Linked DNA regions of Mus musculus: region 2 is linked to region 1. A link is a contact called in ENCODE Hi-C data. All regions are on one chromosome and are shown on one strand. The core of a region is the stretch at or near the end of the contact, and the rest is flanking DNA. Distances in the headings are between cores, read along the strand shown.

Region 1 (5,208 bases), core at 950-3,449:
AACTCTGAGTTTTCCTGCAGATTGAGAACCCGATTGAGGTCCTTCTGTAGCAGTCATGGAAAAATGACATAAATTTACACAACCCTGATTGTGTTTGATATATACATTTTCCCTATCTTTAAAGTCAGTGTAAGAAGCAAATATAATAATATGATGTAGATGGTCCTAGGAACTGTATGAGTAGTAAGAGTTCAATAATCTTTGGAATAATATAATTTTAAATTTTAGATGGCTAAAGATTTCAAAGAAAACATATTATCCAGTCGGGTTTAAGATCAAAATCAAAACTGCTAGACTTTTTAAGTCAGAACTCGTTCCCAGGTTCCAGAAAAGCAGAGAACCAACAAAGAAAACTTTGTATAAGCCACAATATCTTGTGATTTGAGTTTATAACACATGCATTTTAGCAGGATTTTCTTATCAGTAGTGCACATATCCAGTTTCAAAACTTGAGAACTACATCATTTGCTCCATTATAAAATATTACTTTATTTAATTTTCCTTTTAATTTTTAGGTCTCTGTTGGTGAGGAACAGCAGATCTTTTCTCACTCTGTTGTATTTCAATACTATACATGACTTTCATTTTATTTTAGAAGGATATGAGTTTTAAACATTTACCTAGAAAAATCTGTGAATATTTCACTTATGACATCTGTAGGTATTTTCTTGCTTAAAGACAGATACACAAATTTCCTTCTAATAATAATGCACTTGGGTTTTGACATTTATAGTATTATAACATTTTGAATTTATTTTTGTACATGAAGTGAAATAGGAATATGTATGCAATTTCTCCATATGGATAACAAATTCTGCCAGCATGTTTCACTTATTTACTTTATTCTGTCTTTCCTATTAAATGCACTTTTAACTGAAACAGAAGCTCATAAAAAGTATACATATTAGTGAGATGAGATGATGCTGCAGTGTACATGCACACTATATAATACATAAGTCTGCAAGTCATGTTAAACATATATTTACAGCAAGCATTTCTGAATGGTTTAAACTTCAAAATTTGTCTACCTTTTTTTCCTTTGTGCAGTACATTATTGCTATCTTCAGCCAAACTTCTTATTGGAATCTAGGAATAACTCAGTACTCATAATAATTATAGTGTTAAAAATTAATTTTCCTTTTTTCAAGTATTAGATTTCTTTATTTGTTAATGGAAAATACACCATGTAAAATATTAAAAAAATCTCACTAGTGAATTCATTAAAACAAATAGGTAAACCTGTATATATTTATGTAAATGTTGCTTTTATTTCCTAAGATTATGGGATGAGATGAGAGTGCTAGATTAACAAATACATGGCTTGGGTTGAGCCAAAAGCATTTCAATCTCTGTTCTATTCCTAGGCTTAGGCCTGGGAACTTCTAGCCTCTATACAATCTAGTCTTCTGTAAGCCCAGAACCTAAGGGTTTCAGCTTCCAACTGTCATCTGCTAATTGAAGCCTAGAATGTTTCAGCCTCTGAGACTTACTACTGAATAAACTCATACTTTCTAGCTATTTCTGAATTTTGGCTGGTTGGCTAAAGCTGACTGATTCAAATTGGCTTCACTTGGCTTCAGACTTAATTTCTCTGCTTAGGAAGCCCTCTAAACTCCACAAACTGAAATGAGCACAACTGCACTCAATTGAACTGCATCAAATTGAACTGCTCCAAAGTGAATTGCTCTGAACTGAATTCAGTTCTCTGACTGTTCTTTTTGTTTTTTTTTAATTAGGTATTTATTTCATTTACATTTCCAATGCTATCCTAAAAGTCCCCCACACGCTCCCCCACCCACTCCCCCACCCACCCACTCCCACTTCTTGGCCCTGGCATTCCCCTGTACTGAGGCAGATAAAGTTTGCATGACCAATGGGCCTCTCTTTCCACTGATGGCCAACTAGGCCATCTTCTGATATATATGTGTTGCGGCTGGCCAGCAGCTCGCAACGAACAGTTCAACTGAGATGGCAACTCGGCCTGCAAGAGAGGAACTAGACGGGCGGAAGAAAGAAGCCAAGTCAAAAGTCACTCTGATCAAAGCTCAATTTTTACTGTTGCCACACTCAGTTATGAAGGAAGGTGGAGGGGACCCGATTCCCGCCAAATAATCTCGAGAATCCAGTAGCAGGGTGAGCACATAATGGCTTCAGAACAGCAAAGCAGCAGGTTCCAGCAGTGGGCGTGGCAGAACGAATGAGCAGGAAGCTCTACCCCTGAGCAAGCAGGTTTCAGGCTGGGGAGGGAAGACTACACATATGCAGCTAGAGACACGAGCTCCAGGGTACTGGTTAGTTCATATTGTTGTTCCACCTATAGCGTTGCAGATCCCTTTAGCTCCTTGGGTACTTTCTCTAGCTCCTCCATTGGGGGCCCTGTGATCCATCCAATAGCTGACTGTGAGCATCCACTTCTTTGTTTGCTAGGCCCGGCATAGTCTCACAAGAGACAGATATATCTGGGTTCTTTCAGCAAAATCTTGCTAGTGTATGCAGTGGTGTCAGCGTTTGGAAGCTGATTATGGGTTGCATCCCCAGATATAGCAGTCTCTAGATGGTCCATCCTTTCATCTCATCTCCAAATTTTGTCTTTGTAACTCCTTCCATGGGTGTTTTTTTCCCAGTTCTAAGAAGGGTCAAAGTGTCCACACTTTGGTCGTCGTACTTCTTGATTTTCATGTGTTTCGCAAATTGTATCTTATATCTTGGGTATCCTAAGTTTCTGGGCTAATATCCACTTATCAGTGAGTATATATTGTGTGTACTTTTGTGATTGGGTTGCCTCACTCAGGATGATGCCCTCCAGGTCCATCCATTATTCTTAAGAAGCCTCTCTTTTCTGTCTTTTCTCCTGAGAGTTGGGCACATCCTATCTCTGTCAAATCATTCTCTGATTTATCACTTTGTCTGCCCTCAATTAAATGTCATTGTTTGTGATTAAAGGTGTGTAGTAAAGGTATGTCTATATTCCAGTCAGAGGGATCAAAGGCATGAATTTCAGCCAGAGAGCTTAAAGGTGTGTGGTGTTTCTGCATTCTAGTTGGATCATATTCTTGGATCACTTCCTTTGCCAGACTAGTCATGTTGCTGGATTAAAACTACATGTGTATGTGAAAAAGTATAACATGAAAACAAAACAAACAAACAAACAAACAAACATAAAAACTAGGCCTTTAGGCCCAGGCTTGAGAATGTGACCTTTGTGACTCAATGCTCCAAGGCATGCTAATCATAAAACAAATAGTGACATTTCTCCACCGACCTGCTTCCTGGGTTCAGGGAGTGTTTGTTCAAAAAGGGTCACCCTGACTGCTGCTGGAACCCTCTATGCAAATGTGCTATTGTTAGGGGCTCATAGAACAACTGAGCAGGAAAGAAAATGTATTTAAAGGAAGCTAAGAATAAGAGAGGACAAAGGTAATCCCACAAACCAAAGTCTCAACCATGGCAGTTTGAAAGGTTATAGGAACAGGGTAAAATAAGTGAAGGGCAGGAATATTCTTGTCTCTTATGAGAACAGGCAAGGCTTTTTCTGGGAAGATCAGAAACTACTGATTTTGACTTCTTTCATGGTACTTTCAGGAGATCAGGAAATCACTATGCCACTTATCTTAGATACAAACTGATTTGAGTAACCCATAGCTGTCTTGGATCGGTAGAGCCCAACAAGTGATGCAGTTTCTGTTTTTAACCGAAGCCTACATTTACCATTATTGCTTAAGATGGAGTCAAAAGATGCTTATAAAATGGAGTCTATTTGGTCTTAGGGAAAAGCAGAGTCTACTAAAACAAGGAAACAAACAAACAAACAAACAACAACAAAACAGTTGCACATAATATGAAGTAACTTAGACCAGGACATAGCTTGATTTCAACACATTGTAGAAACACACACAGGCATACAAAGAAACACAAATGCACACACACGAAGTGGCATGTATGCACAACTGTTTCTGGTTTTATTGTGTCCTTCAGCCTATATCTACCTATCTATACATTTATTCTGTGTAAGTATAGTGCTAACCAATTGTGTTACTGGATTATCACCTATCCATTTATTTTGATAGTTTCACAAATAAGATTTTAAAATATTTATTGTGTATATCTGTTTACAATTGCAATTTATGAATTTATGTGTACCCCATGTGTTCCGGAAACTCTTCCCCAAGGCCAAAATAGAATGTGAGATCACCTGAAAATAAAGTTACAGACATATATGCAGTTCCATGTGGTACTCTGAGCCAAACCTGGTTCCTCTGCCAGAAAAGTAAGTTCTCTTGACCATTACAAAGGAGATTTTTGTTATCTGGAAAAAAAAAACTATTCTTTGTAACCTTCTCTAATTTTTCAAGTTTTAAAGATATTTTTTGGCTTTAATTTTCTATTATAGTTTATACAATTTCATATAGTTTCAAGGAAACAAATAAAAGATATTGTATGGGTCTTGTGATTTTTGTTTGTATTATATTTGTGAAGAAATTGCAATTATTTGATTTTTCACCATATTTTTTTTAAATACAAGAACATATAAGTTCTGGACATATAGCTTAATTATAGAGTACCTACTTAGCATAAACAAGACCCTTGGCTGTATCTCCAACAATAAATAAATAAATAAATACATACATACATACATACATACATACATACATGAATAAATAAATAAAATTAAGTGTATGGATTGGTTCTTTCCAAACTTAGAAACCCATTTTGAATACTTGAAACATTATTTTTCCTCTAATTTATTAAATGTGATCTGATGTATGATGTTTGTATTACTCTACATATATTACACTTTTCTCTTATAAATGTTTATTTCACAGAAATTAAATATCTGTTTCCTATAGTTATAATCCATTGATTTGCCTTACAAGTATCTTTATACTTGTTTGCATTTTCTATATACATAATTGGATAATTAATACATACACTCACACACACACTCACACACACACACACACATATATACACTTAAACACACACATAAATAAAATTTTACTTACAAAATTTATTAGCATTATCAATTATCTTAGAGTATTATGCAGATTAGCAAAATATTTGTTATTATTCAAATGTGTATCTTTGAGTTCATCCTGACTTTAGTGGAAATATGATTACTTTAGTATATCTCTTTACAATTATTTTTCTATGATTTATAATAGTAGTTTTATCATGGAGATGGATTACCTCAGAGAATTCCTGGAAATC
Region 2 (5,208 bases), core at 777-3,276, about 41 Mb after region 1:
TCAGATGAATGCCATTTTATTCATCCTGTAGGTCAATGCATCCCGTCAAGAAGCCAAACTGACAGAAGAATGTGATCTTCTCATTGAAATCATTCAGCAACGAAGACAAATTATTGGAACAAAGATTAAAGAAGGCAAGGTATGGTTTCCTTGATAAAAAGGTTCTGTATTTCTCACCTGAAGAATATATACTTTCTCTCCAACATCTACAGCTTTGAAAGTTAAAAACAAATCGTACTCTCTGCATTCGTCATAATCCCTTCTTAACTACCTGCCTTGGTCCATTTTGTGTTGCTGTAGTAAAATACTCGACAAAGAGTAGTGAAGAACCGAAAGAGAATTATTCATATTTCTTAAAATTCCCAATAGCATGGCACCATGTTTGCTCAATGCCTCTGGCAGTAAGTGTCCACCTAGAATCTACTGAGAATATACTTCCGCATAGTGCATCTTCTTTCATCATGTGGACTCATCTCTCATTCCTTTCGTCTCCTAGTTTCTCAGATGCCTGTTTTTCTGCCATGGTTAGTTGCTATTATGTTCCAAGAAGATAATCTGCTATTGTCAAGTGGTTGCATGCCAGGATCAATACTCTACATGCCCACATAAATTTCTTTAGAAAATTTATCGTTTTAATGTTAAATTGACAAGTTATACGTGTACATGTTGGTGGATACGACATGATTCTGTGGTTCATGAATAGAATGTATAATAATTAAATCAAGCTAAGTAACATATTCATCACCTCAAACACTTATTTTTGTGGTGATAAATTCTCGAATTTAACGGTCTAGTAATCTGGAAGTGTAAGAAATTTACATTTGGTATATTTGTTAATCTATGCAATGTAGCTCAAAAAATTTTTTTAAAAAGCCTCTGTTCTCCTGTTTAATTGGTTACGTATTCTTCTTATGATGGTTTCTATCGTACTATTACACATTACCAAAACTTTGTAGCTTAGAACCTTCTTATTGATTATCTTACTGTTCTGATGTCTGAGAGCAGTCTCACTGTACTAAAGGCTACATAGGTTAAAGGCAATGTTAGTAAGCTATGCTTGTCTTGTCAAGTTTCTGGAGGTCATCCATGGTCCTTGGCTCACAACTAAGTCATTAGCACTCTGCCTTCTGTCTTCATCCTGCTATCTACTTCACTGACATGAACCGTCCTGTCTCTCTGTCATAAAGACCTTAGGAATTATGTAGAGATTACCCAGACGATCCTGGACCACCCCAACCCCTTAAGATTCTTAACCTAGACATCTACAAAGTTCCTTTGGTATGGAAGGTAGCATACTGAAAGATTCCCAAGGTGCCGATGTGGACTTCGCTAAGAGTCCATCTTCAGATTGCAGTGGCACTTTTTCATACCTCTGCAGCAACCGTACTTACTTACCCTTACTCAGCTGCAGCTTGAATTTCACGGCCTGGGGTTTCCTTTCAGGAGCTAGAGGATAGTAATAAAAGGTATTCCAGTTTGGGCCATGATTATAGGTAGAGTCCATCTTTTGTAGCACTCACTCCGCTGCAGACATACACCATTAATAGACATGGACTCCAACGGTGAAGAGTGAAATGAGAGCAGCATTTCGGTGAAGCAGGAATGGCATGAAAGTGCAATGCCACAACTGTGGCTGGAAGCACAGGCATGGTTGAAGAGATACGGGCATGCCTGCAGTTCCGATGCCTGTGCCTAAAAAACATCCTGGAAGAATCTGGAATTGCTTTGGATCGGATGGAAGGCAGAAACCAGGCCTGTGCCTCAGCGCCACAGACTGCAGAAGGCTTCTTATTCATTACGAGGGACGGGAAAAGAGTATTGCCGATGTCTGCCTGGCATCATAGCTTTTGGCAAACTTCAGTTCTGAGGTTCTGGAACAAGTCAGTCGTTAAGAGGACCCGTACTCCACTCATTCTATTATCACACCAGACAGGTGCCTCAGAGGCACAGAGATGAGACAGGAGTCCACAGTGAGATTGGATTGCAGAGCGCTGAGCCCAGGAGCCGGGTTAGGGGAAAGCAGAAGTAAAACCATTGGAGCACACCAAGGAGAACAAGAAGCTATTTTCAGATTCTTTTCTTTAAAACTGAGGTGCTGAGCTCATTTCCGAAGCAAGCCAAGAAATCTTGAGTTTCTAAAAGCACAGCCAGCAAAATCAGCAGCATTATCTAATTTCCGGTAAGATTCGTTTTGCAGAAGAGGACACAGACCTGAAAAGAAACAGTTTAGAGATAAAGAAATCACAGACAAAAAAGGACTCAAAGAAGAAATACACAGACGGGAATGCAATCAATAAGTTTTGGAGGTAAACTCGTAGACAATTATGTGACAGAAAACAGCTACAGAAGAAATTGGGCAATCCGACCCCTTGGAGGAAGTTTTTTCCCGGCGTGCTCTCTGTCGCCACCCGGTGGTGACAGAGGAGAATGCGGCGGTCGTGACCGTTCGATTTTCCTTTTTTCAAAGGACACTTGTTTTTGGTTTCCGTGAGCGTTGATTCCTTTTCAAAGCATCTACGTGCACGTTCGTTTTTCTCTTATTATCTTTTATTATCTTTTATTATCATTGATGTGCTTCACGAGATATGAATATTCTTCTGCTTCCGTGGGGACTGAGTTTTGGCCTCTGCCTGGGGAGTTCCATCGAGGTAAGAAGGGACAAAAGGGTCTGAGTGACATTCAAGCATGACAGATGTCCATGGACTTAAAGATTAAAGCGAGATTGATATTTGAAATGCTGGTCCCGACCATACTAGTCATTCATCACCCGGAGACTTAAAAACGTGCGTTGCTCGTTCAAATGCAAATTACTGTGGCTCTGCCAATGGCAGCTCCTTAACTAGAATGCCAGAGGATGTGCCCAGACATCTAGAGTTTTCCTGGGAAAGATCCCCAGCTGATTCTATCGCACACAGTGTTTGTGAATCTCCGAGGCAACTGTCAACTGACCTGTAATGAAAAGTACGCTCTACATGGAAGTCCACTCGAGAAGATCGTGGCAGTTTCACAGTATGCTCTCAATTTCTTTTACATCAATATCTCCTGTTTCGGTTATTCTTCTTGTCCTTAAACATCACCGTTAATCTCCAAATAGCCTCAGAGGAAAAACCTGAAAAATATGACATTGAAGAGCCGTCATCTTTGAGACGTGTGGTCTCTGCTGTGCCTATTCAAAGGCTAAGAGAGTGACATGAAATGAAGCCAGAAGAGTAGTCTGACCTCATCTCGTTTGGTGAGAATTTTATCATCTGCCTTCAACTTGGCCGTACCATTTAAATCTTCTTGATGTTATGTAATTAAATATTCCACTCATCTGGTTTATGGTTGAGACTATTAACTTATCCTTCTGGAATTCTCCCTTCCTCTGACAGTTCCTAATAGATGTGTTCTAACACCCTGAGTTAGGCTAGAGGGCTGCCTCGACTCTCTAGATAATGTTGCCAGAGGCTCTGTTCTATCTGGTGTGAAATGGTGTTATTTTGTTCGACTCGGGTACACACTTCTCCTGATAGGGACAAGACCTACCTTTAGAATGAACGATGTGTTTTTAACCATGCTGCCAAGATCACATATTCTTAGCTGCCAAGTCTGGACATTTCATTCTGACTCGTCATTTTCATGGACTCTTTTCAGCCTTGTCTGAAATCTTGGGCTCAGCACCTCTCGATTCGGCTGTCATTTCCTTCGTTTGCTTAGTACACATTTGGAATTGGACATTCCCTAGGGTTCTACAGATCTGACATCTCCTTCCTTCCTTCCTTCCTTCCTTCCTTCCTTCCTTCCTTCCTTCCTTTTTTTTTCTCCAAGATTAAAGTTGTCCTGGGATAATAGTCATGACTTGGAGAAAGCAAAAATCTCTTGAAGTTAGCAGGAATTCTGGAGGGAGCTTGAGCCTGCCTTGTCTGTAAGACAGATTAACCAGGCATCCTCCCTACCCTCTCACCCAAGGCTATTTTCCATTCCGGAATTATCAGAAAACCAGCCAAAACCTGTCCCCTTGCATGTAGGTGGGGCCGGTAGGCACGAGGTGATTCCAATTACTTGGAATTTTAATTCTAACTTGGCTCCTGGCTGGAGGGCTTCAGCTTATGGCACATTTCAGACACCAGAGCCGCGGTCAAGCGGCTTCCCCTGGACTTCTCTTGACCTGCCGGAGAGAGAGGTCGTGGACGATTACAGTCAATACGGTCAAGGTTTGTTTTTTTTTTTTGGTTTTTTTTCAAGCAAGACAGAATCGGGAACTAGAATGGAGATTGTGAAACAAGTGTGTGTTTTATCCCAAATGGGAAATGCTTATCAAAATAGTCAACTCATCAAGTGAGCACAGAGTGACTGGAAATGACGTTTACAGTGAGAGGAAATGGCCCAGCTGTGCTTTTTTTGGCTTTCTCTCATCAGTTCAATAAGAAAAATATCAATCAATGGGAAAATGCTCCCTCTCTGTTAATTTCATACACAGGTTTTAGGCAGTATGGAAAATAGGAATACCTAATGCTTTCATGTCACAACTTTATTACGTGGATTACAAAGAACTTTGTAGGATTTTTTTTTCACTGTTTTTAACTTAAGCCTCGAATTCACACCTACAGACATGTTTTATTTTCTTAAAGGCATATTGAAAACCTGAGATGGAGAGAGTTCCAGGGTTCTCTAAGGTCCTGAAGTCATTAGGTAGGATGGCAGAAGGAAGAGATTCGGTGACCGTTTGTCACTTGCCAGCGGACACCTTTCCCCCCTTCAACAGAGAAGTAATGAGCGATGCTAGTGTGAGTTAGTGTCACACTGACACGAATTAGTGTCTCCTCATCAAACAGGTGACTAAGGCTTCTCCAAAGACTGAAAGTTCGAGTTCCAAAAATTTGCCTTCCGGATTTCAACCTCTCTCTGCTTAGACAGAACAGACCTCACGCCTCTGAAGGGTTCAGCCCTGAGCCACCTCCCAAGCGATCGATCCTTAACGTGTGACCTCGCCCGCCGTGCTTCTCTCGTTCCAGGTGATCAGGCTCCGCAAGTTAGCTCAGCAGATTGCAAACTGTAAACAGTGCCTTGAGAGGTCTGCATCGCTCATCTCGCAAGCGGAGCACTCGCTGAAGGAAAATGACCACGCCCGTTTTCTACAGACAGCAAAGAATATCACTGAGAGGTGGGTGCAGGGACAGCTGGGAAGCTGTCAGGCTGATGGTGGCTCATATCTGCGTGGGACTGACT

The links. Hi-C counts contacts between places; a loop is a spot of excess contacts on that map.
Region 2: a loop to region 1 is called in a map of T-helper 17 cell, with 28 times the contacts of the local background. The contact joins the promoter of G530011O06Rik here to the promoter of 4930558G05Rik in region 1. A Hi-C loop is called at or near these places in 4 of 37 maps with a recorded cell type or tissue (T-helper 1 cell, T-helper 17 cell and T-helper 2 cell).

Annotation. Positions count from the first base shown.
Region 1 is chrX:129,049,325-129,054,532 of GRCm38, forward strand. 4930558G05Rik (RIKEN cDNA 4930558G05 gene) reads left to right here and starts at 2,200. Exons shown (of 4, transcript NR_045441.1): 1 at 2,200-2,291.
Region 2 is chrX:169,976,891-169,982,098 of GRCm38, forward strand. G530011O06Rik (RIKEN cDNA G530011O06 gene) reads right to left here and starts at 2,027. Exons shown (of 2, transcript NR_029457.1): 1 at 1,396-2,027. It overlaps Mid1 (midline 1), which reads left to right. Exons shown (of 10, transcript NM_001290505.1): 4 at 32-139; 5 at 4,995-5,143.